5 separate regions of the Mus musculus genome follow, and regions 1, 3, 4 and 5 are each linked to region 2. Evidence: chromatin loops called from intact Hi-C (ENCODE). Cell type or tissue: heart. All regions are shown on one strand. Region 1 overlaps Ntm (neurotrimin). Region 2 overlaps Ntm (neurotrimin). Region 3 overlaps Opcml (opioid binding protein/cell adhesion molecule-like). Region 4 has its middle 10 kb from the start of Gm15521. Region 5 has its middle 46 kb from the start of Gm15521.

Region 1 (5,000 bases), 210 kb before region 2:
TCCCAAAGCAGGGATCTGGCTTGGTGTGGATGCCCTCGCACTACCCGTGCCATTGAGAGTTGCCACAGGGTCTGGACTCTGCAAAAAAAAAAAACCTCTTTTCCTGAGCCTGGATTTTACTAACGTTTTTTTCCTGGGTTGTCTGTTCCATGATACGGTGGGCAGAGGCAGATGTGATTTCCTGTCTGAATGTGGCTTTTGGACACTGGTACCATGGACTGTGATTTGTCTGTGGAGAATGCCTTCTACACGAGTGGACCGTGCTCTGATTGTTATGCATGCTCACCAAAGCAGCATGTACAAAACTTGGCACTCAGCAAACCCTAAGCTTTAGTGTTGTGTTGGGTCGGTTCTGGGGTTGAGGGTTGCAAGCTCTGGGGAGGAGGAGGAGAAGAATCTTAGCTACATTTTGTGCTAAGTGGGGCAAGACTGTCTCCCTCGCGATATTGCTACTGAAGCACTGACTCCATTTCCAGTTGATAAAACCACACCACTCACAGGAGGGCTACACGCCGGATGATTGTAATGGGAAATTCTCATCTCTGGAATTTTTAAGGGAGCAAGCAACTCTCCGTACCTCTCCTTGACTTAGTGTGTCCTTTTTAATAAAGTTTTAAAAACTGGCCAATGGTACTGACTGCAGGCAACAGGAAACTATTTTCATCCTCTAACGTGGAGATTCTTGGGAAATGAACCTTGGCCTTGGTGCCAAATGTCCTGGTTCCATCAGTGATGAGCTTGGAGTACCTGTGGACTGTGCACAGGGTACCCACAGGACAGACGATCTTGGGGAGTGAGTGCTGATATTACAGAGTTGAGTTGTGAGGACATTTTCAAAAAATACACGTGATTTAAAGAAACCACACAAGGGGCTGCAAACATCCCCAAATCCTTTGTCTTTGAGGACCTAACTCTTATGACTCCAAGGAACTCCTGGTTACTTATTGTCACATGAATGAACTTTGTAGGGACTACTTTAGATTAAGATGAACTATCTGGTTTTAAATATGCATCGGTTCCAGACTTCTTCAAAACAAAGACAAACCTCTAAACAATATAGTCAAGAAAATTTAGTGTTCTGTAGATGCCCCCTCTGACCCTAATCCTTGGCTACAGGGAGCAGACCTCCAGGGACAAAATAGAGACACTATCTATGGTGGATTGTTTTAGATACACATAGACACCTATCCACACACAGAACAGTGACAAAAGAGAAAAGAAGTTGGTCAGTGACCTAGAGATCTGAAGCTATCAATAGACCTCCACAGTGACTCTCACATTCTAAGGGAAGCAAGGGGATTGGAGTGACCAAAATGTCACCCCAGGACAGCAGTAGTCCCATAGTTCAGGAGGATATGGCCTTTTGAGAGTGACTGTATCCAGCAGGTGCCAGGGCCCTGGACTTGTTTCTAACAGGGCATTATTATGTATTGACTGCTTTGCTCTTGCCGTAGTCTCTTTCAGACACCAGCGTTTGTTTACAGTTTCGCAGACAGTTCACACAGTGGTCTTGTTTGAACACAAACAACACTATGAGGATATGGGTGAGGCTGCTTCCCTATATATACATCAGGATGGTCACCATCTAAGCTATGCTGTGTCAGGCCAAAAGACCGAATATCTTTGCGACTTTCAGGAGGGTGGACGTCTCAGTGGATGGAACCCTAAAACTGAGGGATGAGATGATCCAGGGTCTTCTTTCTGATCAAGAAATAGGGGCTGAAGTCCTCTGCTCACATGGAAGGCCACCCTGCAGCAAGACTGCAGTTCCCCTCATGACCAGCAGAGGGCTTTCTGCGCTGGTTACTTTTTATTTGGCTTTGTTCTCATCAGTATTATCCTGGAGGTCTTTTGTAGTCCTTAAAGAGAATAAATGTCTCAGCAACAAATTCTACTTTGTAGAAACTTTAAAAGTTTATCTAATTATCTCTAGTGATCTTTCTGGAGATACTAGGAAACAACCGCACTGGCAATCTGTACAGAGTTGCAGGCCTTTCTAAACTTTCCATCTTGGTGAGATCACATGACACAGAATTTTAAACTAAATATCCCAGTGTTGTTGAGAAGTCGCCTTGTATTAGGGAATACTAAAGTGCTTTATATAATATCCTATCTGTCATTCAACCTCCTAACATTATAAGTGAATTCTAATAATAATCATTATGAAGTTGCTACTATTATCACATTTTACAGATGAGAAAACGGAGGCATTGGCATGAAGAATTAGCCTCTCTTGGAGAATTTTACTGTTAAATGAGGAGATGGCTTTACTGTTAACGTGCTTGCTTTGTTCGGAATTCCTGATGGATCCCTAGTCTAACCTCTCCTCTCGCAGGAAAAAAAAATTATTTGATGAAGGTGGAATAGCTAGGAATTTTTGAACTGGGTCTAGCAGGAGGTTAACTAATGATGATGTTAGTAAGTTGAGTAGTATTATCACTTATTGACCAGCCTCTATAGTACTATGAACTATTACAGTTAATCTTCCCTACTCTCTGAAATTCATTTAATTATCTCCCATTTTATGGATGAGAGAGTTGAGACTCAAAGAGCATCATTTATCTGAACTCCCAGCAGTAGCAAGCAACAGAACTAGACCATGTACATTGAGATTTCCCAAGACTTATCAGGGCCCAATAAACACCGTGTCTTCCTACTTCCCCAGTGGGGATTAATGTCTGCCATCATTTTCTTCTTTGTAGTGTTGTGTAACTGTCTTTCTGAGTGGCCTGAGTGTATTATGGGAGAGCAAAGATCACACCTTTTAACGTCATGAGCTCCCTCACTAAACAGATGAGTTAAAAACAAAACAAAACACTCTTCACGCCTTCCCGGATTTCTCTGACTTTCTTTTGTATGTTAACAGTGATCAAACAATAAAGATTTATTGTGTGGTTCTCTCAGGAAAGGTGCAAAGCCAAGAGATGAAGTGTGGAAGGAGTCCTGGGTGCACTCACCAGGGCCAGCCTGTGAACAAGATAATCCAGATTAATACATGGGGCTAGGATGGCAACAGGGGAGGCTCTGAGCACAGTGCCCCCTGGTGGAGGGAGGCTCTCAGTGGTTAGGACTGAGAACAAGTAGAGATGGTACTAAGTAGCTCAGAACCCAAGATGGCTACTGGGCTAGTCAAGCTCAAGTACAAACCTTGAGGAAACATCAGAATGCCACTCAATGGCTCTGCCCAGTGAGGAACCTTCCACTAATAAAACAGCTACTACAAAAGTGAACTATTTCCTGGGTATGGGAGCAAGCCAGAGACTGTCTCTGCTCCCTGTCTTGTGTCTAGAGTTGTAGTGGCTCAACCATCATGTTTTTTCGTGGATGAGTTAAAGATAGAAAGTCTGACTTAATGTACAAGATTAAGGCTGAGTTTTTATATTGCAACACCATAAAGTACCACAGAAGATTGTGGTAGATCTAGAGATTCCCCTTCCAGATGTAGAAAACTGGGTTCTTTATGGGTCTCTGATAGTTCCTGAGATACTCTGAGGGTCCTGGAAGGCAGAACTATGTCTTCCTTGGGTGTTTATCCCAGTGTTTAGCATATGGCTTTGCCCAAGGGCTTTACTTTGGTTGTCCTTACTACTAAGAATAATGCTATCCACAGTTATTTCTGATTTTGCCCCAATTCAAATGTCAACCCCCGCCCCCCCAGCGCCTTAGTGTTTTCACATTGGCTTACCAGAGTGGCAGCTTTCTCCTGAGCACTCATCTCTGTCTGAAGTCATTCCATTCTTTTGTTTGGTTACCTTCTTCTCTAGTACAGTGAGTTTCTTGGGGTTAGGTAAACCCTCTGGCTTATTTAGCATATTGGCATTCACCAGTGTCTTTGCTACAGCAAGTGATCAACACAGTACCTGTACGAATGATTGAAGAAGTGTGTGTCTGAGATCACTCCCCTCCCCACTCCCCTGTCTCTCTTTACCTTGTGTCCCTTGACCTGGGGTGTCCTCGGTCTACCATCACAGTTGCCCTGGTCACATGTGATGTAGGGTAGTTCCTGAGGAGTTACTTGTGTGCTGGTTCCAAATACATGCCATCTGTTGAGCTGAGGTCTCCCTGAGCTGCACACAGATGGGCTGTGCTGGGAGTTTGTTCCTTATTTGAGATCTGTGCCTTCCTCTCTGGCAGGCCACTTTACTACCCAGTCTTCCAATCTTTGGGGGAAATGTTCCTGATGCTGTGCCAGATGTACCTTAGAGAAAGTAGCCTACTTAAGATGAGGAGGAGGGCAGAAAAACATCCCCTTCCCAGCATCTATTTTTAGAGTCCCCTGGCAGCAGTTGTCTCATAGTGGGACTATTGATCCCTGCTTATGGGTTCCCTCCTTCCGAATAGCAATGCCACGAAGGAAGCCTGCCTGGGCTTCCTTCCTTGCCCCCTCTCAGAGATGCTGACTGTGCTCCCCTGAGGAACAACTCAGGCATCCAGCCTGTCTACCATGGCTCTAAGGAACATGGGCAAATGCTCCCTTGCATGGAAGTTTCTAGAATTATGCTGAGCCCACTGAGGAGCTGGAAACCAACATGGGAAACATGAAAACTCAACTAACTATGGGACAGAAGGGAGGATGTATTGGGTTTTACTGGAACCCAAAAGGGTACAGAGAGGCAACCCAGTTTTCAGTCTCTCTTCCATTTACCAGAAGTACTCTGTAGAAATAGTTATCGAAGGACACACAACATTTTGAAGTGTGGAAGAATTACAGGGACCGTGAAGGTCAGCCACATGGTTTTACGTGTAGTGAAGGTGATGACAATCAGTCTTGCTCCAGTGTGAGAAAAATACATCCAGCATGACCTCCAATCTCTGCCTCTGGGCTCACCAGGCTGTATGTGCCTAAAGGAAAGTGGCTTTGCCCACTGAATAATAAACCATTCTGAAGATCTATTGGGTGTGCCTCTGATACAACTGGTTTATTGAGTCACTATGTTCTCAGTTCTTACCTAACTCTGCTTTCTTTGGACCAACGCACAGTGTTACATGACAGTTCTGAT
Region 2 (5,000 bases):
TAAGCAGAGGACCTGATGTGCATGTGACTTGTAGCCATTCTTTCTTGGGAAGAAGTAGGAGGCTCTTTGGCCTCTAATCCCTCCAACCAGACATGTCCCATGTACATGAGATAAGCCAATCAACAAGTGGGTTGAGGATGTGCCCTGAACCCAGCTGCCATGAACTTCATCTGAGTCACAGCAAAAACCATCCTGACATGAAGGAATTGACAAATTGGGTGAACAATCAAGAACAACCTATGAGACACAACTGAGAACCTCTAATGCAGTCACATCTCAGCTCATGACGATGAGTTAAAGTCCTCAATTAAAATGAAATAAAATGGAATAAAATATGAAAGGAAAGGAAAGGAAAGGAAAGGAAAGGAAAGGAAAGGAAAGGAAAGGAAAGGAAAGAAAAGAAAAAAAGAAAAACCTCCTTTAAGTGCATTTCTTTTTCTGGTTCCCCACTGGCCCAGCTCCCAAGACCGACAGATCAGCAGGTACAGACGTACAGAACACCCTGCTATGGAGGATGGATCTTCAGAAAGACATTGCTAAAGTAGAAGCCCAACTCTGAAATTTAGTGACTATGTGACCTTAGGCAATTTATTAGGCTTCTGTTTGTTCACATACAACATAGAGATATTTTTGATAACTGCCACACAGCAAGTAAAACATCTTGTGTGAAGGGGTTAGCGTGGTGCCTGGTTCATGCTGATGACAGTGACATACTGTTATTTTGCCTTCCTCATTTCTTTCAGTTAATGACCCTCTGGCCTTAAGTTTCAATCTGGGCTTCTCAGTGGCTGCTCCTTCCAGTGGGCTCACAGCTCTGGCAGGTGTAACCCACCAGTGGTCCTGTGAGAACATTTGTGGCTTTTTAGCCTTTCCCCAGTGGAGAGTGATTCTCTCTATCTCCTAGATCTAGGCTCAGGGCTGCTGTCTGGGACATCATCCATACCTCCATGCTATGTTCCTAGGGGTATTTCAAAGGCTCTCTGTGAGAACATCTTATGATGTGTCCCGGTTTGTTGTTACAGCTCTATATTACCCCAATTCTTCCTAAATCTTCCCAGCCACTCAGATGACGTCACTCCATTCTATTCATCAGTAAAAGCTGTGAAACTTCTTTTAAATATTAGTGGAAAGAGATTAGTAAAGCACAGGCACTTAAAAAAGGTCCATAACTGTGGCTGATGTACATTGCAAACCAGAAAGCACCATCTTCCTATGACATCTTATCTGTCCTCTTCATCTTTTATTTCACTGGCGTGCTGGTTGATGCACATTAAGCATATATACCCCTACAACATTCTGTGAGATGATTTTAGTGAATAGATTTGTGCATGTGTTCTATGATGCCCAAGAAACCTGGACTAAATTATGCCCACATAATTTACTATTGAGGTGTATAGGGATAGGAAAGAGTATAGTGAGTGTGTGTGTGTGTGTGTGTGTGTGTGTGTGTGTGTGTGTGTGTGTGTGTGTAAGAGATAGGGGAGGAGGAAGAGTAGAAGGAACAGGAGAAGAGGAAGATTGTCTTCGGTTCTGACAGGGCTGGAGTGTACCAGCTGTTGGTAGAAGGCATCATCGTTTGTCTGTGAGTTCCTTGAGTCCAAGCACACACTCTTGTGTAATGTAGGGGAACAGAGACCGAGAATGAGCTGGTGTCTGGCTACTTGGTTATGTCAGAGAACGCTTGTGATGGAAAAATAAAACAAAACTAACCAACAGATGATTCTGTATCCATTCTTTTCTAGTCCAAAAGAGCCTGATGGGTTTGCTTTCCCACAGGGTTGGTTTAAGAACATTGGACAGTATCAGGGAGGGTAATGTGATTTTTTTTTTCCAGTCCAGCTGTGGAGTCAGTTCTTGATGAAGCCATGTGATTGGCATGTGGTACATACCATGGAATCCTGCTGGGGGTGATGACAGATGCTGGTGCCTGTTATTATTATGGTTTGGGAAGGTATTTTTTTTTTTTTTTGTTGCTCCTCCATCATCCTCTTCTCTCTGATAAACGAAGGCTGAGCTATTGTGGAACATAGGCAATAGCTCTGGAAATCAAAGCTCACACCACTGCTGGCACCTTGCCAGAACTCTGGAGTTATCTTCTGGGATGGCAGCAGGCAGCTGCTGTCATTCTCCCCCAGGAGTTATTTTGGGGCTTACTTTTATTTCTCCCAAGACAAGGGGAACTGGAGCAGGTGGCCAAGACAATGAAAAGCAAGGAAGGGCTAGAATGGGGACGCCTGGGGTAGAGGCCTGCAGAGGGCCAGTGGGAGACAGAAGTGGGAAGCCTGGGAAAGGCCTTCCAAGCAGGCCTTCTACTTTGTTGGCTATGAGCTTAAAGCCTGGCTCCTCCAGCCGTTCCTCTTGTGTTATGAGAGATGCTCTTGATGATCTGTAAAAGGCAGTCTGATTTATAAATACACCAAGAAGATTCAAGCACCTTTTCTTTGACATGTTGGGAAACTGAGGCACAACATACCAGTGACATTTTAACCCTGCTCCTTTTCAGGTCCTATTGTTGGCTAGTTGTCTTGTTCCGGAAGTTGTGGGAAGTGTTTCCCTACTTCCTGTATAAGGAGAATTTGTTGATGGCTTTGCTTTTATGGTCCCCTCCTGCAGATATCCTCCCGACTGCACACAACCCCACAAAGCTCCTAAGCCTGGGTCTCATGGGTTGACTCTGCCCTCTGGTGGATCAAAAGGTGCTGTATGAGGTAGAAAGGGAACTCCTTCCAGAAATACATATCCTGGCAGGCTTCCCAGAACAGTCTTTGGTTAAAGCAACCCGAACCCTAAATGAATACAGCTCAATATGCTTGTGATGTGTTAATAACCCGATAAGCTGGTTAGAACGTGCTACCAAGTGGACCTATTGCCCGTGTAACCACTTCTCACCTCCATGCCGCTGAGCAGGGATCAACCATGTGGGACCCCAGAGTCATACAGACAATACTGACCTCCCAGCTAATGAGAAGTCCCGAGCCCCCCTAACGCAGGTCCCCAGTGACATCTGCATCGTGCAAGCATGCCCTTTGCCCGCCTTTTTAATGACTTTCTATTTTGTTTTACAACCTGCAATCTGCCGCATGTCCTGGTCAACAGTGTCTATTTTTTCTGCTGTTGCCTGTGCTCTGGATGCTTTTATGGGCATTGATTTCCTTTGCTGGTTCCCCAAAGAGGTACTTTTCCTTGAGCCAGAGAGGCATTCCAGCGGATTATGGTGTCTGCCACTCTGTACTCCAATTTATTGCTCTCCTGGATTTTATTCTCTCTCATACTTGCAGCCAAGTCTCATTCATTCCATTTTCTTGGATAAGCAGAATGGGACAAAGTTGCTATTAATAGGAGAAAGAATGTCATGCCAGAAGGCTGAGCGATGTCTGAGTTTATAATCCTTATGTTCCAGAGGCTAGCTCTCCTCTTAGATCTAACCTAGATCTAGCCTTCTCTGTCCAGGTAGAGGAGTGGACCTCGTCATGGTTTATAATCTTTCCAGGCACGTTTGGACAAAAGATATCTCTTTAGTTGGCCATCCATCCTCCACCTTAGGGTAATCAGTTTGCTTTGGCAGAAGAAAGTCTGTCTAGGATAGATTGTACAGGGCAGAGGGCTGCCTGGGGAGGACGTGGGGAGGAAGAGTTCAGGCAAGCAATCACCTCTTCCTCCTGTGAGAGTGGCTGCTTCTTACTCTTCTTAGATAACAAGCTATGTGCATCTCATTGAGAATGCTCTATGAGTCTCAGTGTTTTTTTTTTTTTTTATTACATTGACAAACAAGTTTACTAATCATTTATCACAAATTAAGTAGAAACACAATTTCTAAACAGTGTCTTTCAGATAATAAATGTCTTTTGAATGTGCATATGTAATGTTACCACTCAGCTGTTGCTAGCCCTGCCTACTCTATCAGTAAGGTTTGAGAAACTGAACACGTACTTCTGAGAGTATCAATCAGATGTGGCTTCTGTAGGATCAGTACTTAGCATACTGTAACCTGTCTCCAGGCTATATAAATGAACACTTCCTTCAGTCAGGAGAGGGGTCACCAAGGCTCTTCTAGTGTTCATAATTATGGGCTTAGAGTTAAGTAACCACTGATACTTGGTAGGAAATCATGTAGGAATTCACATCTGGTAAGGAGAGAAATCACTGAGGACACTATGGGAACTTCTCCTTGGGGACAACTGATGTTATTGAACCCAGAAGGTCATCAGATGGAGATGTCTTTCACAAAATGTTTTTCGCAAGGTTTAGTTTAAAAAGAGAGCTGCCATGGGCATGAAGGCCATATTTGCCCATATATTCCTGACAAAGTGCTTAGAGGTAGCTGCATGAGAAGTAAGCAGCCTTACCACGGTACATGAAGGAGAAGTTCAGTAGAGTGCCTCTGCTTATGTAGGTGTTGTTACTGTTGAGTCCCTAGGACAACTTTCTAACCAACTTAACGGACAGTTTTCAATGCCTTACTTACGCATTGATCTACAATACCTGTTTTATTCTGGATCAGGTGACAAAAGGCCAGTCATGAGGTCCTTCGAGCTAGTCCATCCTGGTTGTTCCCACATGAGTTCTTGTATCAGAACAGACCTAACACCTTAGCCTTTAGGTTGTAATTATCATTTTCAGATGAAATAGATGATTATGATCAGACAGAACTTATAAATACAGAATGAGGCATGGCACTCCCCACTCTAGTCAGAAAGCCAGCAAATGTTAATTAATCAATTAACATGCTATTAATCCTAGGCTCACTATCTGCTGTGCTTCCAGGCTGTGGCAAGACTTGTTAGGAAATGGAAGTTAGAATTTGGTTGCTAATATTATCATTTTTCTTCAGGCATACACACCACACCACTGGCTCCATCCAACAGCCATTTAAAATTGGAACTCCTGTATGTGCCTGTGTTAGGACAAGAAAAATGAATCTAGACTGCAGAAGTGCAAAGCACACAGTCTCAGTGATAAGGATACCTGCTTGGGTCAGCATCTTCACAAGCCTATTCCCT
Region 3 (5,000 bases), 940 kb after region 2:
TGGCCCTTGTTCACCTAAGTCTCACGGGTCCTGGCTCTTTGGATATAGGTCAAGTCAATATCAATGCCATTATGTGCGTCTTCTCTCTTAGACCCTGACTGATTAGGTATGAGAAGAAGCACAGCACAATTAAATTTACAAATGATAGCCTCTCGTAAAACAGGGGTTTAGATTTCTTCTTGCTTCTGGCATTTGTTTCCAGGATCAAGTAAAGGGTTTGGATAAAATCCTGGGCCCAAAGTGCCACAACCTCTGTAGTTACTACATCTCTATTCCATGCTTCTCCACAGATGAGGTCTCCTGACCTCGCACATAGTCTCCATGTAACTAAGACCTAGGATAGAGCTAACAGCATCCCAGAAGGCATAGCCACCTCTCCTGGATGCTCTCCCAAGTCACAGATGGAGAACCTAGAACAACCACTTCACTAAACCAGCAGCTATCTTCATCAGAATCTAAATTATCTGTCCACGTGCTCAGTCCTTGCCCTGCATCAAAGAAACTCTTTTAGCAACAGACAGAGACCATTACAGAAAAGCACTACCAATCAAAATGCAGAGTTGTGGAGCCCAGTGAATAAATCTAAACACAACTAAAGCTCAGGGGTCATTGTGAAAGAAGAGGCACAGTTACAGGGAGTTTGCTGTAAGATTATGTCTCTTATGAATGTCTCCTATGCTCATAAAGTGTCACCAATGTGACTGCCTAAATACAGGCTGAACAAGGACAACAACAGACATGCCAAAGGAGACAGAGACGGGGTTGGGGGAGGGCAAAAGGACTCAACCCTACATAGAGAACTTGGGCAGCTAAAGCATGCTGAGAGTGGGAGAAATAGTACACACACACACACACACACACACACACACACACACACACATACATGTAACAACAATTAATGAAAAAGGAAGCTACAGATTTCAAAGAACAAACAGGAGTTATGGCAGCATTTAGGAGGTGGAAATGAAAGAGGGGAGTGATGTTATTATATTATAATCTCAAAAATGAAAGGAAGAATTGTAAATTAGTCTATAAGCATTAATCACAGTGGCAAGGGTTCTAGTATGTGATGGATAACTTGTGTCATGCAAAGAAAGCAAGAGATCAAAAAGCAGTTTGTGCTCTTAGGCCTTTCTTCTCCAGGCCTCTATTCTCCCTTCCTCAAACCAAGAATGCTGGACAAATTCACATTGTGTCCAAAAGGAGAAAGGCCACAGAACATGTACAAAAGGCCTTGTAAAGCTGTGTCTCATGGGGCCTGCAGGATTCTCACAGTGTTGATGTTGTCTGCCCTGTGGGGCACCTCTGTAGGAAAACACATGTTGTCAGGCACTCGTGGTGTCTGTGGCTCTTACTTTTCTGATGTGAGCTTTTCTTCAGTCTCTTTCTCAAGCAACACTTCCCTCCTCCCTCCTCCCTCCTCCCTCCTCCTCCTCCTCTTCCTCCTCCTCCTCCTCTTCCTCCTCCTCTTCCTCCTCTTTCTCCTCCTCCAGCACCACCACCACTACCACCCCTGAAACCACCACTACCACCACTGGCCCAGTGTTTTCTATCTATTAATATAGGACATATCTTCAAGGCAGTTCCTGCATTGAGAAGAATTTCCTAGATGTTTTTTATCAGACAAGCTGTAAACAGGTTTGCTGGCTTGAACGTGTCAGTCAGGGCAAGGGCTGAAAGATAAAGGCACCTCATTTGGGGCTTGCTGTGGGGAACAAAACACAAAGAAGCAAAGAGTCCTGGTTTCATTAAAGAGTAGAGGGAAGATAGGTGGAGAGTGGGGACACGGCACTGGCTCACTCTGCAGGGCTGTGTAGTTGAAAGGGCAGAAAAGCAGTCAGGGATGGGCGGCCTCTAAACTGCAGAAAAAGATGCACTGCCTGCTCCATCTCTTAGCTCATTTCTGGAGATTTGGCGCCATCTGGTGGTTATGATTTGGTACTGTAACTCACCCTTCCCTCTCAGCTTCCTGTTGCAAGTGAGTTCTTTCACAGTGATCATGGAATGTCACAGTCTATTAGCAAAACAACTCAGAGCACAGTGTTGGTGGGCCCCTCCTTCCTAGAAGGCAGTCGCCCTCTGTTCCTTCAAGCTATGCCAAGAGCTGTCCTGTGGCGAAAGAACAAGAAGTCAGCCACTGATGTGAAGTCACTCTGGGCTAGATCTTACCACATGCTGTGTTTCAGAGACCTGTTACTGAGAGGCCATGACCCTGAAATAGCCTCTCTACATCCTAAACTGCCCCTGGGAGGGAGAGAGCCTGTATGCCATGCCATGGGCATAGTACCCGAGACCCTTTCCTGAACTCTCCCCATAACTGCTTCTTATGGAAAAAAGATGAACGGGACATTGAGGCACTTGGGAAAAGTGATTTGAGGGAGATGCCTAGAAGGGCAAGCTAGAGTTTTTCTCTGCAGCCTCTGCAGGTGCATTGCTTGGTGTGGACTCAGTAGAGTGTGTAAGCCGGGCTTCATTCATTCACTCTTAGAGGTTCATTCATTTCTTAGAAGGCTACTATGTACTGACAATGAGACTTTGAACAAAATAGACCCAGATTCCGGCTGTGGACTTAATATTATGGCCACAAGGATAAAGCAGTTACCAAGAAGCCTAAGTAGAAGACAAAACTACTTAACTGTTGTAACAAGGACCATGTAAGTAAAGAATAGAGGTGGGACCGGGCGGTGGTGGCGCACACCTTTAATCCCAGCAGTTGGGAGGCAGAGGCAGTCAGATTTCTGAGTTCAAGGCCAGCCTGGTCTACAAAGTGAGTTCCAGGGCTACACAGAGAAACCCTGTCTCAAAAACAAAACAAAACAAAACAAAACAAAACAAAACAAAACAAAACAAAACAAAACGAAATGAAAGAATAGAGGTGGGTATTTGTCCAGGGTTAGGGGAGACTGCATTGATGATGAAACATTCCTGCATAAGGGCCACTGAGAGGACCCTGTGGCATCACCTGGAGAGAAAGAGCAGAGAAAAATACTTAAGTCTGCTACTTGAGAGCCGGTGACCCCACCATCTTGCTGGAGCTGAGCAGGCAGGAGTTAGCTATGGGAGGGTAGGACTGCATAGTTTCTTTTTTTTTTTTTTTTTTTTTTTAAGATTTATTTATTACATGTAAGTACACTGTAGCTGTCTTCAGACACACCAGAAGAGGGCGTCAGATCTCGTTACAGATGGTTGTGAGCCACCATGTGGTTGCTGGGATTTGAACTCTGGACCTTCGGAAGAGCAGTCGGGTGCTCTTACCCACTGAGCCATCTCACCAGCCCCAGACTGCATAGTTTCAAAATCTGACCCTTGAAGAGTCTGGGGCAGGTCTGGATTGGGTCCCATGGTATTGAGCAAATCTAGCACTGGTGCATCTAAATTCCATTCAGGAGCCCACCAGGCCAAGCCAGTGGGAAGGGACCAGAGCTTGGGGAGGAAGCACATTGCTGCCGTCACCATAAATGAACCCTTGCTTGTGTCCCTGGGAGATCTGAATCCCACCGATCCTTGCAAGGTGGGTCATCTACAGGGCACTGTCCCCAGTTGAGGGTGGCCGAGAGCGAGAGCTCAAGCCAAGGGCTGTACACAGTGGCTGCACACATGTTCCCTCTCCTGGGCAGATGGAGCATGGCAAGCTGAGGGTCACTCCTCCATGGTGCTTGGATTTCAGGGTTTTGAAAGATTAATCCGGAATATTTGCATATACATAAGAGGCATTCTCAGGACAGAACCCAAGTCTATGCACAACATTTATTTATGTTTTCTATATGCCTTGGACATACAGCCAGGAGCTAATTTATGCATTGTGTCTAATAATTCTATGTATAAAACACAGTTTCAGGGATTAGAATTTTCTACCTACCGGTAGAATCCTGTGAGTACTCAGAAATCTCCAGGCATCTGGGATGAGCTCAACTTCTATATCTTTCCCCTGGTACCAAAGTAGAACCCGTCTCTCTTATTTACAAGTGATAACCTCCACATGAGGCTGGGTGCTCTATGACCGACTCACACCTGCCTGCAGTCTCCCCAAACAGGTTTCTGTGGTCCTGGTCCACCTGCTCCCCCTAAGTGTCCTTCTGCAAGCACAGAATGCTTCAAGCAGATCACTGGATAGGGTGTGGTGGGTTTGTAGGGGTTTACTTGGGTCTTGTCAGCCCTATTGAGCACAGCTCCAGGAGCACATGAAGGGTACTTCTCCATTCCCACCCAGCCTCATCTCTCCCCATCACAGACAAAGCATCTCCAGGCCCTCCTGCAGCAATTGTTCACTTGCCTCTTGGAAGTCTGCTTGCCTCGCTCAGCCTTTTCTTTTTTTCTCTGACTATATTCCCTCTCTCCAAACAGAGCACGTGCTGCTTGAAGGGAAGCCCTTTCTCTTTGGGCAGAAGAAACACAAGGGACACAAAGGCTATGACACCTCAGCTGTCTCAGAGCCCTGTCTCCCATGGCCACTGTAGGACAGTCTGAGATCCTGGCCATGGTGAATGAGGACAGAAACAGGATCCCTGATGGGCTCAATCCTCCATCATATCCTTGGCTGTTCCCTGTGGCAAGTAAATCAATTTCATAACCTGTTCAGAAACGGGGACTTTAACCCATAGCCAGTGCCCAGATAGTGCAAATATTCTTTGCCCATTTAAAGCCAGGGATCTGAAAGAGGCTTTGAATGTATCCAGTATAGCCTCCTGACTCTTTCATAAGCAAGCCTGGAATTATCAAGGAACAAAAGGATGGCGGAATTTCAACTTCTTTCCCAGGGGAACAAGCCTGTAGGTAGGAGAGAGGCATAATTATGTGCTAATCTGATTCCACATTTCACCAGGTCACCCACTAAGATACAAAAACAGTAAAGTGATTCCTAGCTGTTGTGAATTCACCTTTCTATGCCCAAAGTACAGCTTGGCCCAGGGGCCAGGTACAAGGACTTATGCCTTGAAGCCTCCCCTGCTGTCTTATTAATCCATTGTAGTGTCCTGGTTCCTTGTCTCTTCAGAACAAGA
Region 4 (5,000 bases), 440 kb before region 2:
CTGTGCGCCTGTCTTCCCCGGAGCCCTGGCAGCTGCAGGATTATCTATTACCTGAGGGGAGGTGACAGAAGAAAATTACCCAGCCCCAGCCCCATCTGTTGCTGAACACCGTTTATTTCACCTTCACTAATTCACTCGACGTGCCGCTTTCCCTTTGTCTCCGTGTCACCCACCCAAATCTTACATGTCTACGCTCCCGTGTTGCCAGCTGGACATCGCAGCTGTGGGAACAAAGCCTTTGGGTCCCTCCAGTGAGCTGCAGCCCCTCTTGGGTGTCTCCTCTCCTCTCTGAATTGTCATTTCTCCCATAACTGATTAGGGACCGAAGGCAAGACGGGAGAAGCTAGGATGATTGCTTTTACAGCTCGGCTCTGCAGGTAGAGCACATTTCTGTGTTTGGCTTCGTCTCCAGGGACGCGCCTCTCTTAGGAAGAGGTGGGAGAGTATTAATGAAAGATAGCAGACCTGTGTTGCTGTGAGAGCAGCTGTAGACACTGGGCTCACTCTCTGGCATTCATATTATCCTCAGGTGCTTGGTCATTGGTCACCGCCCAACTTCCGGTTTCTCATACTGAGAGTAGATCCACCGCCTGCCCTCATCTCAGCTCCTGGGACTCGTGTAATGATTAAATGAGATAGTATTGCATTTCAGTGAATAATGCAGCAGCCGGCTCATCGAAAGAGAGAATAAAAATATCTTTCTGGTGGCTTGCTTATAATAAATCTATTATGATCGCTCACGGGAGTCACTGTTATCATTGAGCAAATAAAAGCGATCGCGATTACCTTTCCCCCTTGGAGCAGCTGCCATTTTTCAAGGTCTTGGCTACCTAGGATTCTCATACAACATTTATTGAGTTGGTTCTCTATTTTAGCACAGCACCTTGTCTTAGAACTGAGAGATTTGCAAACCGCAAATGAAGTGCGATTTCTGGGTCAGGGAGCACATGGTCTGGTGGGGAAGCCCGCTGCAGAGTAGAAAGCCGGGGCCTTAGGCCTGTGCTGAAAATGGACTAGGAGAGGGAGTTGTCGCACAAGGTCCTCAATGAAAAAAATGACGTGAGCTGGGTTGTACGCTTCTATGAGGAAAGAGCCTTCGGTGGGGAGAAGCCGGGAACTCATTGAATACACATAGCAAGACAGTGGGAGGAAGCCTAGGAGAACTGCAGAGCCCAGAGACCTCCGGAGAGCTGGGGGGCCTCAGGAAGGCTACAGGATCGAAAGCAGCCTGGCCAATCCACCCAAGGACACAGGCAGGGCTCAGAGTGAAGGATGTGGTCAGAGGAGACTTCACAGACGATCATATTTTATTTTGTGCCAAGGACCCAGAGATTCCCTGGAGGACAGTGAAAATCATTAAAGGGTTTTAAGCAAGAATGATAGGATCAACTCCGCTGAGACGATAGCTCAGGGCTGGATGGGACGTGCATAGAGAAACAAGGCCAGTTGACAATAGAGAGGTCCAGAGCCTTAGGGGAGGAAGAGAAAGACAAATTTTATTTTTCTTGGTTTGCGGGCAATTAGCTCCCAGGCCCAGCTCCCTACAGATACCAACGTCCTCGGATGCTCAAGTTTCATATCTGAATAAGTATCCGTGCATATAATTTAAATCAGTGGTTCATGACCTTTTCCCAGGAGTGGCATATCAGATGTCTTGTGTATCAGAGATTTACATTACAATTCATAATCGTATCAAAATTACAGTTATGGAGTAGCAACAAAAATAATTCCATGATTGGGAGTCAACAGAACATGTAGAAGTGTAGTAAAGGGTCACAGCATCAGGAGGGTTGAAAAACACTGCTCTAAATCAGCCCTGTTTTACTTAAAATACGCAGCGCAAAATAATCGTTATGTACTTAAGCTATTTTGTTTACAGAATAACGACGTGGGGAAATACACATGTTCCGTGTTGATATAATTTTTGATATACTTTCAAACTGTGGCCACATGAAGTCACATACTCTGAGCTCATGAATCCAGGGGGAAGGTTATACCTGACGATAAACTTGCTTAGTGCTGAGAGCAAGGGGGCGGGGGCGGGGGAACACCCAGACTAGAGCCAGCCTGGCGCAGTCATGAAATTGCAAGCGGTCGCCACCAGAGGGCAGTAAGAGAAGAGCTGAGATCAGTTCCACCAGACAAGTGGAAGGCAGAACGGCTGATTTAAAAAAATGCAGGCTCTTAATCTGACGCCCCCTAAAAACTGTTCTCAGCCATAGTTAGTCCAAGGATTTTAGTGGTATCCCTCACATGCCACCAATAAAACTCTCTATAGCAAGATCTGTGCTGGGCTTCCATAAGAAGTTTTATCTAGGCTGGCCACTCATGTGTGGTTTAGTGGCTATGTTATTGTAGTTGCCTTGTGAGGAAGTGCTGGAGATCGAAGAGACAGCTCAGTAAGACTTTGTGAAATATGGCTTTATAAGAAACCTTTTGTGCACATGTGTGCCCAGTCTACCATCTCACCGTAGGCAGCACCATGGAAATGCAGTTCACAGGAGTTAGGTGCCTTGCCACATGATGACTGAGTTGGCATTGGTGCATGAGCAAGAGATCTTTTGACTATTGCTCACCAAACCGTCTCCATCTCCCTTGTACTTTAAAGTGGGGCGTTCATCCCACGGGCAGCAAATCTGGGAATATTGAGTGTGTATGGGAAGCCAGGCTTGTACTTATTTATAGAACCACAGAGGCCAGCACAAACCCCAGGTCAGATGTAGAACACAAAAGCGCTGGTGGTAACTGAGGTGTTTGCATGGGTGTGGACCTCTTGACCCTTCAGATGCCCTCACAAGTTTGACTGTTATCCCAATTGCAAATGAGGAAGCCCTTTCAGACAGGTTGGCTCCCTCCCTCCTCACAGCTGCAAAGCTGCTTCCCAGGACCTTACTGCCCCACTCCTGCCCTGAGGTCAGTGGGAGCCATGATATATGTGCTCAGTGCAACAGGAGGGTTGAAGTTCATGAGAAACGCTGAATTGTGTCCCAGAGACATCAACCTCAAATTGATCCGATAAGAGACTAGTTTTTCCAACAGAAAAATCTTGTTGATACAATAAAGTCTGTGATATTCCAGAGCCAAGGCGATGGCAGCTTCCCTGGGGACAGTGACTATTTGGGACAAAAAGAAACCATTGGCCTCAGAGGGACAGACAAATAGCTTGAGCTATAAGAACTGTTGTGACAATGTCTCCGGCCCCTGCTCGCTTCAGGCAAATGAGAATGACACACTGGAGTTTCATCCACTCAGGAGAGAGGAATGGAAGCCCGGAGCAACTGGGGAAAACAGGGTGCAAACTCAGTTATTTTGAATGGAGGTCTCCTAGCTTCCTAAATTATCATTGCCTGGAAGATAACACTGTACCAACAGGGTTCCAGGCTGCTCTCTAAGGAAGCAAGCATGCTAAATTAATACCAGACTTCCATTCACTCCACATGCTTGGATCCCAGTGTAACATTGTGCTTCTGTTTGGCATATGAATGTGGATGCTTTCAGTCATCTGTATACATTGGTTTCTCTTTTTTCCTATAGAATTAGACCCCAGCCAATTTGACCCTTGCCCTCCACTCAGCTTCTTGGAGCCTTGTTCTCCCGTGTGATAAATGATATCTTCTCCTTACCTGACAGCTTTGAGAATGGAAAGGATTGGTACCAATGATAGCAATTAGCTCCCATGGTGGCACACGTTAGAGCCAAGTAAATAGTGTATTTTCTTTCCTCTTGCTTCACCTTCGTGTGGCAAACAGGTACGCTGACACGAGCACACACACGGTAAATCACCAACTTGGCCAATAAATCTATGCTAAGTCAGAGTTAACTTAGAAAATCAACACGGCACAGAGGCTTTTAGAGGGCTGACATTCCTCAGGTTATGGAAAACAATAATAATAAATCTCAAGGAATGTCACCTTGCCCCTGGCACTGAAGACAAGAAGCTGAAAACCTTAGTGGAATAGCCTTGAGGATGTGGAGCGCACGGCCGGGAGGGGCAGCTCTTAGAGGAGCTGAGCTAGGGCAGGTGAACGTGTGTGAAGCTGTCAGGCCCCATGCTGGCCTGGCTAATTCCTCAGATTTCACTGTGGAGAGAAGCTCTCAGGGAAGATGGCAGCAGACATGATAGATACAGAGATCAACAGCTTTGAAAGTTTAGAATAAGCTAGAAAATATAGCCAATCAGCCCAGAACCAGGCAGACATTGCTTCTTCAGGCCTCTCACCACGGGTGTGTGGCTGATGCTGGGTTACTATGGCTGCATCCAAATGCCACTCTAGATGGTTTTTGCATATTGGCTGTTACTAAGATTTTCATGCTTATTTCTGAAAGTCATTATTTATTCTTCATCTCATTGAATATGATTACTCAACTCCCTTTGGAAAGAACCCAGTGGGCTTGTGTTGGGTTTTCTCTCTCTTAAAAGTTATTTCTTCTGTCAGTGGTTCTCGGTTCCTTCCCCATACCTACCTTCTGTCTCTAACTTGTTCTTCCTTGATAATGCTTGCCTGTTTATTAAGCTTCTTCCACTTTTATGATGCTATTGTTCAGTTCCCAAGGTTTGGAGTTGGAAGACTCCACTTTCTTTTAATGTCTTTTGATGTAGGATGTGTTTGATTCTTGCTCTTTGAATATTTCAAGGTAATATTTTCCCCATAGTTTTAGTTACAGTTTGGATAAGAAGCACTCCATAAAAGTTACAGGTATTCAAATCTTGGCCATCAACTAGTAGAGTTTTGGGGGAGTCCTGGAAACTTTAGGGGTGGAACAAGAGTGAGATAGACTTGGCCCCACAGTGACCTCCAGAGCAGCTTAGCAACAGAATGAGACCTTGTCTCCAGAAAATGAAAACTAGAATATTTAGAAGGCAGGGTTTTGCTGAGGGTAGTGAGTGAGAGTGAACCCTGGGTACCACTTATTCCAGACTTCTCTCTGTTTTGGTGTCTACTTCTTGACCATCATGTCTCATGATATCCCAGAAACCCACAGTTAAATTTGTGAGGCAA
Region 5 (5,000 bases), 380 kb before region 2:
AGGAAACATTCTCATTGCTTAAACTGTGTTCTCTTCCCCCTTCTGCTGCTACCAGTAACATTCCAGCTGATGGGAAGTGAGGGGAGCCAGGGTTTCCACCCAGTGCCCTCAGGCAATATCATCCATCTCTTGGGATACATTGTATGCCCTATTTGGGGCTCTTCATATCCGCCCACCCCTATGAATAATTGGAAGGACATGGAAGTGGCTATGGTAGAGAACAAGAATAACAAAACCTCTTCCCTTAGAAGGTGACTTTCAGGGCAGGCAAGATTTAATTTATTTCTTTGTGGCAACCATCAGGGACAGATATCTTTCACAGAGTTGGTTGGGGACATTTCTTGCATGCTGGCAGGACTTGGATACATGCTGCTCTTTTTCAACTCCAGGAAAGGGAACCATTGCCCCATGGGGAGTACTCCATCGATGTGTACAACCTGTACAGGAGGATATGATGTAGCCAAATTGGTGTAGGGGAAGTTTTACTGACAGCAAAGGAGGGAGCTGCAAAGAGAAAATTGACGGATGCTCATCAATGCATTTGCTCATTATGTACCCAGGCCCTAAGCCTGCCTTACTTCATCCTTATACTATAATTTTCCAGATCAAGATGAGCATGAAGCACAGTCTCTCTCCTCCTTTACAATTTGCAGTTTTGGGTTATGCTCAGATGGAGAGAACTGTAAGTACGCAGGCATTAATAAGCCTATGCATTTAAATAACCTTTATCTTCCAAGGAGCCCAGCACTTTATAAATGATGGGACATTGCCTCTCTCTCTCTCTCTCTCTCTCTCTCTCTCTCTCTCTCTCTCTCCTGACTTCAACCTTTGGGATTCTTCACATTCTTACAAAACTTTCAACTACACGCTTATCCTTCCCAAGCTCCCTATACCACAGGAGCCCCACACGAGGAGCCCCAGAGCAATGAGATCCGTAAGTTATAACAACAAATTGGTGAAACAGCAGAAAAGAGTCAGACATCTAGAGCAGAGGTCTCAATTCTCCACTTTCTCATGTGCTGCAGTGTCTTAGCCCTGTCGCTCACTCTGGGAAACTCCAATTGAGATAAAAATATTTAACCTGTAGAGCCGTGATGAGAGTTTCAAAGAGATGCCTATTTTATGATAAAGCATTAAACAGATAGACAAGGATCTTATAAACATTTCTCGGAAGGCACCGTGTCCCCTAGGAACAGTTTACTTTTTATATTAATATGCCAGAGGGAAACTAAGGCACAGATGGAAAATGTATTTTTTTTCCTAGTACAATATATAAACTAACAACTATGGCAACTACCCGTGCAGTCAGTCTCTCCTGTGAGTTTACGCCTGGCTCATTGAGATGCTGGTAGAATAGCTAATGAGCTCTCCGCTCAGTATCTTGGCTGCACTTTCCCTGTGGATCTACCCCTCCTCCTGGGCTTTGCCTGTGAAATCTATCCTGCCTTCCAGTCTTTGGTACAGATACATGTGCCTGTGTTCTGTGACCCACCGCACCCCCACCCTCACCCCTACCCCCAGTCTTCCTCCCAGTCATTTTCTCTTTGCTACTCAGGCCACTGACATCACCACGAAATTTTCCTGATTCCCTAATAAATGCAGAACTTTGAACTGGGGCCCCACCTCTGTCTCCTTCTTTAACCCCAAATCACCCTCTGCATCCTTCCCAGGGCAAACTAATCATGCCGCTTCCCAATATAGAACAAGTGTATGAAACTACACAGCCTGTGGCATAATCACAAGCCTTTTGTTGAGTGTCTGTGGGTGAGGAGACACTGAGCGTGTGAATGTGAATCTGTGGTAGACACCCTTGTGCCTCCGTGCACAGTTGTGTGAGTATGTGGGCGTGTTCATGTGAAGGCTGAAGTTGACATCAGGTGTCTTTCTAAATTGTTTCTCTACTAATGTTTATTGGAGCAGGGTCTCATACTGAGCCCAGGGACCTCCAATTTCTGCTAGAATAGATAGCCAGCTTACCCCAGGGACTCCTTGTCTCTTCCTCTGCTGGGATTACAGGATGGCCACCATGCCTGCTCAGCTTTGATGTGGGCCCTGGGGATCTGACCTCTGGAATTCATTTCACCCACCAAGCCATCTATTCCAACAGTAAGGATTTTAATCAGGAGATAGGGGGCTCTATTTCATCTGGCCTACCAAACAGCAGCTTATCACCAGTTCTGCCTCTCAGTGCAACTTTGAGAAGTACCATGGGAATTTTTTGGAAAGCCCCCTGCAACTTCTCATATCCTTGCCATCGACATCCTGTCTCTTTTGCATAGAACCCCTTCCCTATGTTTCTCTACCTGGCAAGCTCCTAGTTATCCTGTAATGTCAGGCATGCCTTCACAAGACACAGCCAACAGATTACCTCATGTCATCGTGATTAATGATGGGCCTCTCCAGTATACTGGCTGCCAAGGCAGCTTCTGGCACTTGGCGCTTCACACGGCGACGCTAACTTTGCCTGATACATCTTTCTTAGAAGATCCCAGTGATCGGATTGAAGAAGTTCCGATGATAATGTACATGTACGAGCAAGGTGCTACAAGCTGAATTCATTCGGTATTTGTGTTACAGCAAATTCATAGTCATTCAAGCTCTGTCAAGGGTTTACTGTGGTGAAGATACTGTAGTCGATCCTAGGTAATTCGAGGGCGTGAGACTTCTCAGTAGAGCTATCAGGGAAAGAGACTGTTGCAGGTGTCAAGTTCTGGATTTGATGTCCTAGATATTCTCCATATACACACCTAAATGAGGACACCAGCTTGTTAGGCATTCACCAGTACGAGAGCCAACAAATGCAGCCATGGAGGAGTCTGAGCAGCAGGGGGCAGTGCAGCAAAGCAGAGACCTAAATCAGGAGCTCTCTTGAATTAATATCGGTCAAACTAAACCTTCCCGAGTTATTTGTGAAAATTTACATCCTTGCCTTTGGGGACCAAACTAGATCTATTCATCCTCCTTTTGTGGCTTTGTAAACAGTGTGCCTCCTGTGACCTGCTACCCTCTCCCTGATACCTCTTTCTCTGCCAAGCGAGGCCCTGAGAGCATTGCACAACCGCTCATATGACTTTCTGGGTTGAAAATGTCTCCAGCTGAGTGCAAAATCATCTGAAAAGCAAATCAGACAGAGGAACATTTTCTCTCTCTCTCTCTCTCTCTCTCTCTCTCTCCCTCTCTCTCTCCCTCCCTCCCTCCCTCCCTCCCTCCCTCCCTCCCTCCCTCCCTCCTTCCCTCCCTTCCTTCTTCTCACTTACTTGAGACTCTGCTTGTATGGGGATCAGAGCACCATGTGGGAGTGGCAATAGCATAAAGTCACTGAGTCCTTGGCTTAGCTTTTCTTGGGTTTCTCTCTGGCCTGCATCTCTGTTTTGTTTGGACATGGGGCAGGGAGTAAGGGAAACCACAGAATAGTGTGTGTCGTCAGGATTTTGACACACAGCACTGCACATAGCTATCAAGCATGCTTTGGACACCAGAGTCCATCAAGAGTTAGCTATTACAGTGCAGTGGCCATTGAAGAAAGTAGAAAGGGCAACACAACTGTGCTTCCTGATGAATTTGCTCTGAATAGCCCAGCATCAAGAGTCTTGAAATAGTCAAAATGGCCTGGGCTCAAGGACTGCTCAGACTTAGCTCTGTTCATAACTCAGGAGCTACCTACCTAAGAATGAAGCCTTAGGCAAACTAGATTGTTTCAGCCCAGGTTGCTAGGAGATAGTAAGAGGTTGATGCCCACCTCCTTCACCAGGGTGGCTGTGAGGACGATGGAAGTTGTTCTGTGCCTGTCAAAGAGTGAGCATCTGAAAGGGCAAGACTGAGTAATTGTGTTCACGTCTAGCATTTGTAGAATTCACAGTGATAGAAATTATTTATTCTCTGTGCACTAATTTGAGTATTTGAGACCTTAGACTGGCATCTTTAATGTTTCCTCCCTCTCCATCTAGACCCCTATATTGATACTGTGGCACTTAGGGTCATGAGACTTCTCAGCAGCTCCATGGTGCCGAGGGTGAATTTTCAGTGTCTTCATAGCTCTGATGGTTAGAGGATTTCTGGTAGAGTCGTGTTCCCATTCATGTCTGGTGAAGAAATGCAGGTGAAATGGCCAACCAGCAACCACAGAGCCCTTACTCTTAAGAGCTCTGAGCTCTTAAGCTCAGTGAGTCCAGGTAGTAAAGCAGTGAACACTAGTCCCCATGCAACAGAAGGAAAGCAATAGTCGCCAATGTGTTTCCATTTTACCACCAAAGTGTCTTCTAAAAAGTCAGCCTTGGCGTTGCTTCTTGGTTTTGCTTCTCTGAGATATAGTCTCATGCAGTAGCCAGGTGGCCCTCCCCCCGCAGCCTCCAGAGCACTGGGATATAGACGCATAGGCATGCACCACCGCTCCTAGCCTTTCATTCATTTCAGGACATCTTTCACTTTCTTTTGTGACTCTAGGTATTTCCAGCTGTGTTCCATTCCATAGCAGGTTCACTCAAGCTGGACAATGCATGATCTGTACCTCAGTTGTCCTCAGTGTCCAGGCAGGGTCACTTAAGGCACAGTGTTAAGTCATATGCTTATTGCCATGTGCTCGTGCATTTTTACTGTCAGGAAAAATACAACTGAGATCACAAGCTCATCCCCTATCATGCCTGCCCAGCATGCCTCTGTTGCCATACACTGTTTTCCTTAATCTTGTCCTCTCTCTACCTCATGTCTCCACCAAGCCACTTGCTTGAACCGGAGACCAGGAGCCTCCTGCCAGCCACTACTGACACTATACTCCTGCTGTTGAAGGGAGGTCACCTTACTTTATCTTGATGCTACCTCCACATTTAATCTTGAGTTTCTGTTTTCCCTACTGTGAATCCAGGAAAGCCTGTGCTTTTCAGTGGCAGCAGTGGCCTCTAGTTAACACCTTCTCCTCATCACTGGAACCCAGGGGAGAAGCTGAGTGTTTGTCTGCCGTTGGGTCAACACCCTTTGCCCATCGGTGAGTGCCAGGCTACTGG

The links. A loop is a pair of places that touch in the nucleus more often than their neighbours do. Peaks named below come from ENCODE experiments on the same cell type or tissue, not always from the same donor. Only the 100,000 strongest peaks of a DNase experiment are listed, where the experiment ranks them.
Region 1: a loop joins it to region 2, with 9 times the contacts of the local background. A loop is called at or near these places in 11 of 42 quality-filtered maps.
Region 3: a loop joins it to region 2, with 4 times the contacts of the local background. A loop is called at or near these places in 4 of 42 quality-filtered maps.
Region 4: it touches region 2 in a loop (7-fold over the local background); 6 of 42 quality-filtered maps call a loop at or near these places.
Region 5: a loop joins it to region 2, with 3 times the contacts of the local background. A loop is called at or near these places in 4 of 42 quality-filtered maps.

Annotation. Positions count from the first base shown.
Region 1 is chr9:29,406,192-29,411,191 of GRCm38, reverse strand. The region is part of intron 1 of Ntm (neurotrimin); the gene reads left to right. Among named protein-coding and RNA genes, the nearest start is that of Ntm, 4.0 kb to the left of the region's middle. In heart, a CTCF peak has its summit at 3,040 (motif pointing left); no DNase peak of the experiment used is centred here; H3K4me3 peaks cover 767 bases; H3K27me3 peaks cover 1,160 bases.
Region 2 is chr9:29,199,544-29,204,543 of GRCm38, reverse strand. The region is part of intron 1 of Ntm (neurotrimin); the gene reads left to right. Among named protein-coding and RNA genes, the nearest start is that of Gm15520, 170 kb to the right of the region's middle. In heart, a CTCF peak has its summit at 2,681 (motif pointing left); no DNase peak of the experiment used is centred here; H3K27ac peaks cover 469 bases.
Region 3 is chr9:28,258,499-28,263,498 of GRCm38, reverse strand. The region is part of intron 1 of Opcml (opioid binding protein/cell adhesion molecule-like); the gene reads right to left. Among named protein-coding and RNA genes, the nearest start is that of Gm39313, 140 kb to the left of the region's middle. In heart, a CTCF peak has its summit at 1,932 (motif pointing left); no DNase peak of the experiment used is centred here.
Region 4 is chr9:29,640,560-29,645,559 of GRCm38, reverse strand. It overlaps a transcript of Ntm not described here. Among named protein-coding and RNA genes, the nearest start is that of Gm15521, 10 kb to the right of the region's middle. In heart, a CTCF peak has its summit at 2,098 (motif pointing right); no DNase peak of the experiment used is centred here; H3K27me3 peaks cover 468 bases.
Region 5 is chr9:29,583,974-29,588,973 of GRCm38, reverse strand. It overlaps a transcript of Ntm not described here. Among named protein-coding and RNA genes, the nearest start is that of Gm15521, 46 kb to the left of the region's middle. In heart, a CTCF peak has its summit at 2,825 (motif pointing right); no DNase peak of the experiment used is centred here.